2 separate regions of the Homo sapiens genome follow, and region 2 is linked to region 1. A link is an interaction called in ENCODE POLR2A ChIA-PET data of the cell type or tissue named here. Cell type or tissue: GM12878. All regions are shown on one strand.

The links. ChIA-PET counts read pairs that join two places held together with the same protein. Peaks named below come from ENCODE experiments on the same cell type or tissue, not always from the same donor. Only the 100,000 strongest peaks of a DNase experiment are listed, where the experiment ranks them.
Region 2: POLR2A ChIA-PET joins it to region 1 with 12 read pairs; 1 of 35 experiments calls an interaction of 5 or more read pairs at or near these places.

The regions. Positions count from the first base shown.
Region 1 is chr17:72,003,643-72,006,142 of GRCh38, reverse strand. No RefSeq gene overlaps it. Among named protein-coding and RNA genes, the nearest start is that of ROCR, 21 kb to the left of the region's middle. RefSeq lists enhancers at 418-567, 758-1,097, 1,498-1,577 and a silencer at 1,218-1,287. In GM12878, a CTCF peak has its summit at 192; DNase peaks (open chromatin) are centred at 342, 712 and 1,172; H3K4me3 peaks cover 1,218 bases; H3K27ac peaks cover 2,273 bases.
Region 2 is chr17:72,511,350-72,513,849 of GRCh38, reverse strand. The region is part of intron 1 of LINC00673 (long intergenic non-protein coding RNA 673); the gene reads left to right. Among named protein-coding and RNA genes, the nearest start is that of LINC00673, 80 kb to the left of the region's middle. In GM12878, no CTCF peak of the experiment used is centred here; a DNase peak (open chromatin) is centred at 1,091; H3K27ac peaks cover 563 bases.

The DNA of each region.
Region 1 (2,500 bases):
TTTGCTTCCCCTTCTGCCAGATTGTAAGTTTCCTGAGGCCTCCCCAGCCCTGCAGAACTGCAAGTCAATTAAACTTCTTTCCTTTATAAATTACCCAGTCTCGGGTATTGCTTCATAGCAGTGTGAGAATGGACTAATACACTACTCTCCCCAACCAAGCTTCAGCCCTAGCCTACCACCTGCTGTATTCTCTTTGAATTGGAGGAAACACCATCACCTTCATTTTTAGGTAAATCTTAAGCATCTTATAGCTACTGCTAAAGGCCTGGGTCAGCAAGCGCCTGAGGAGCCGGGGAAGTTTCTATCAGCAGGAATTGCAGTTCTGATGAAATTCATAACATGCCTGTCATACAGTGCTTGAGAATATGGAGGCCCAGATCTCAGATTAATACCCAGAAAGCCACATTTTATTCATGAATGCCAAGTCACACTAACCTGGGGAAGTCCTTGGAGTCTTAACTGGGACTTTCCTGACCGCTTTCTGACCTGCACCATCTTTTTTTTTTAACTGTGGTACAATATACACACCATAAATTTATCATCTTAACAATTTTTAAGTGTAGAATTTAATGGAATTAAGTACATTTACATTGTTGTGCAACCATCACGACTATTCATCTCCAGAATGCTTTTCATCTTATAAAACTGAAATTCTGTACTCACTAAACACTAATTACCTATCTCTCTTCCCTCAGCCCCTGGCAGCCACCACTCTAGTTTCTATCTCTATAGATTTGTCTACTCTCAGTATCTCATATAAGTGGAATCATATACTATTTCTCCTTTCGTGACTTATTTCATTTAGCATCATGTTCGCAAGATTCATCCTTGAGACATGCGTCACCCCTTTTTGTGTGAGGAGGAAGCGGCAGCTACACCCCTAGAAGCATTTAGGGGGTGTCGAGGAACCAACACATTGAGTCTCCGTGAGGTCATTGGGTACTGACAACAATCCAAGGTGAGATATCAATGCTAGCCTTACTTGTAACTGGTGATGATAAACCACGATCAGCAGCTCTTGACATTCCAGGGGTTCTGAAAAGAATTCTAGGAGAGAAGGACTCCCAGCAGAAAAGCACTGGGAGGCAGCTCTTACGTGCAGGCAGTCACTACATGGAAACTTGTGGTAGGGTTTCTCACTGCAGGGGAAGGCTCACTATAGCAGCACTTTCTCTCTCTATTTCACAGATGCCATCAGGAGGGATCTTTGGCTTGGGGAAACACTGTTTTCTCTTCCTGCCTTTGGGTGACTGTACAAACTTAAAAAAAAAAAAAAGAAAAAAAAAAAAAGAAACCCTCCAGCTTCAGCACAGCTCCACACAGGGTGTCTAGCCAAAATGCAAAGTTTTACCACAGTGCACAGGCAGACAGTGTTTTTCAAGTGCGGGAACAGAGTGAGGTGCCTTTCAGCACCTTTTTCGGCACTTCTTTAAAAAATGATTTAAATTGGAGGCAATAGCACCAAATGCTGAACATCTGACACGCAGACAAGACTTAATGAATCATACACTTTAACAACATCACTCTTCTCTAGCCACTTGACTTGGCGTCCATGGTTGTTGGTTTTTTCTCCCCCACAAAAACATTTGTTCTGCAGACTATTTGCTAGTTAGAGTGTCCTGGGCAACTCTTCATATTCATGGCAGGGAGAACTGGCCCAGGAAAACCTGCAGACCTGAGTTCCTCTTAGAGTCTTCTCTTTCTCTCTGGATCTGAATTTCAGAGAGAAAGGACAGCAGTGCTCCTTAGAGACTGGACTTAGAACCACCTTTAGTCTATCCCCAGCTTAATCTCTTGCAGAATATTCAAGTTGCACAACCAAATGTTTTCAACCCTACAACATCCAGCATGATCATGACTGATTTGAATCAAAATACTAAAAAGCACGTCATTTTGTAGGTAGAAGAATTCTAATTCAGAGGAAAAGACAGTAATTCTGAGTATTGCGTTGGAGTGAATCATTATCCTTGGTGTCATAAATTAAACCTCACTTGGCAGGGGATGGTAGTATAGCTCATAGCTTGCTGATAATTGCCAAGGGCACAGGCAGAGTGGACAGAGGCTGCCCAGCTTTGACAAGGATTGTGCATCAGTGTCTCACCTGCCTTTCTGATGGGTAACTGTCTGATCATTAGTCTGCTGGCACTCAGCACCATGGGCAGGGAGGATGATGAGGCCATTCCTTCTGTGACGGCAATGCATGCAAACAATTTAATCTTCCACTCCAATTCTTAATGTAAATGTTTAATATAAACCTGATGTTAACATGATGTACATGAATTTACTGGCAGGCAAAGCTGGGATTTACATTATGCTGAAAATCAGATGTTCTTTACAGCCGGGGTTGGGAAAGCCCTTAGAGATGGCAAAGATTTCTTTTTCGGTGGCAGGTGTACCATGCCCATGGCATCATGGGGGACCAGCCACTCACCAATGCTGACCCTGTGACTAGCAGGTAGAATTTAGCTAATGTCAAAAGAGTACAATGGTTCAGTAAAAA
Region 2 (2,500 bases), 510 kb before region 1:
CTGTAATCCCAGCTACTCAAGAGGCTGAGGTGGGGCTGAGTGCAGTGGCTCACGCCTGTAATCCCAGCACTTTGGGAGGCTGAGGCGGGCAGATCATGAGGTCAGGAGATCGAGACCATCCTGGCTAACATGGTGAAACCCTGTCTCTACTAAAAATACAAAAAATTAGCCAGACGTGGTGGCGGGCGCCTGTAGTCCCAGCTACTAGGGAGGCTGAGGCAGGAGAATGGCGTGAACCCGGGAGGCAGAGCTTGCAGTGAGCCGAGATTGCACCACTGCACTCCAGCCTGGGCAACAAGAGTGAGACTCCATCTCAAAAAAAAAGAAAAAAAAAATGAGGCTGAGGTGGGAGGATTGCTTGAGCCCAGGAGGTCACAGCTGCAGTGAGCCGAGATTGTGCCACTGCCTTCCAGCCTGGGAGACAGAGTGAGATCCTGTCTCAAAAAAAAAAAAATGTTGAAGATGTGAATGAATGAATGACCCCAAACTCTTATGGCTAACTTTTTTGCCACCTAGTAGACTCCAGCTGCTGCTAGGCTGGGTGTGTGTAGAATAAGGCCCTGTGAACACAGACATCCCTCTCGGGAATAAGAGCTGAGCAGTGCACTTCACGGTCCCCAGGCGGCCCACACCATCTGTTTGCTGCAGCAGGATGGCTTGGGTGGTCCATCCAGGGCCCTGCCCAGAGTCTCTTGGGGCCAAGGCTTTCCCACCCTGTCCCTCTCACTGCCCACCTCCAGGTAGGCACAGTAGGGAGGGCTGGCAGGAATGACCCAGGAGTGAAAGCAATCCTCTTGTCTTCTGGTGGGAGGATGGAGGGGCCAGGGCAAACTGTGAACCAGCCTTTGGACGGGGTACCCACCCACTTCCGTGACTCTCCTTGCCCCCCTCTGCTGGGCTCTTTAGGGAGCATCGAGCTCTCATGTTACTTTAGTGGTTGAGGCCACCCCTGGATTTCCCTCCTGAAGTGTCCCGTGTTGCAAATGGCCCTTTGTTCTTTCTTCTCTAGGGTATGGGAAATGTGGTGGCTGCCCCAGGTCTATGCAGCAGGGGAACCTGAGAGCCTCCTAAGGGAGGAGGGGCAGAGTTTTCTAGAAGCTGGTGTTCATGTAAATAACCCTGGGTGCTTCAGTGATTAGTCCCAGCTAGGAAAGTAGACAGAGAACCAACCCAATCAAGTTGTGAGAAATTGAAAGCACTCCAGCTTTCTTACAGATATTTTCTTTTTCTTTTTTTGGTCAGGGGGACGGAGTCTCGCTGTATCGCCCAGGCTGGAGTGCAGTGGCTTGATCTGGGTTCACTGCAACTTCCACCTCCCAGGTTCAAGCAATTCTCTGGCCTCAGCCTTTCAGGTAGCTGGGATTACAGGCGCATGCCACCATGCACGGTTAATTTTTGTAGTTTTAGTAGAGACAGGGATTCGCCATGTTGGCCAGGCTGGTCTTGAACTCCTGAACTCAAGTGATCTGCCTGCCCTGGCCTCCCAAAGTGCTGGGATTACAGGCGTGAGCCACTGTGCCTGGCTGATATTTTCTTTAAAATGAAATAAATATATAATTGGAGGGCATTACAGGTGATGTGAAGGTAGCAAGGCAGCTTGTGGTTTTTAAAGGAGGAGGAGTGTGGCTGTCCCTCAGTGACTCCTCTAAGTTCAATGACCTGGAGACCAAGAGAAGGGGACATTTGAGGATCTCGACCTTGTCCTTCCAGCAGGTGCTCCCAAGCCACCTCTGGGCCTGAGAATAGGCATCACATGACTCTGTTTAATCCTCCGACACAGCAAGGAGTGGCATTCTGGATCCACACTGCCTGCCTTTGAGCCCTGGCTGAAGCCTCTCTGATTCAGCCTCCTGAAGGACTTCCAGGGACTTCGCTACTTTCCCTGTCCCCTCTCACCTCCCACTATCTGCCCCCAGAGGTGTGGCTTGAGTCACCTCCTTAGGAAGTTTGTCTTTTATGTTGGATTTCTATGTAGCTCAATTACACCATGGTTATTCCTAAATGTCAGGCTTAATTTGTTGCAAGTTTTACTTGATCCCAACAGTGTGTTTTATTTACAGTAGGGAAGTCTATTCGTATAACCTCCCTCTTTTACAGTTTGTGCTTACAGAGTATGCATAACTATTCCCAATTAAAAGAAAACAAACACACACAACACTGTTGGAGTATTGCTTATAGCGCGGGGCTTTGGTAAAGCCTCACATCAGTGTGGTCCCTTTTCTCAAATTCTGCTTCATGACAAAGCCCACATACGTACACTTACACACTCCTTCAGAACGCTACAGTCTGATCTTGTAATGGCTTGGGTTTCAATTTAAGGTTGGTAGGTTGAATCACCTAAATTTTACAGATCTCCAAATAGGTCTAAAAAAGCTCCCATTCACAGAAATGTGCTTGCTTCACCCTGGAAGATACACGCGGAAATAACAGTGCTTTGGTTTTCAAGGCTTTCGTTTCTCTTTGCAGTAACTTGCTCCTCCTGTACTTAACGCAATACTCC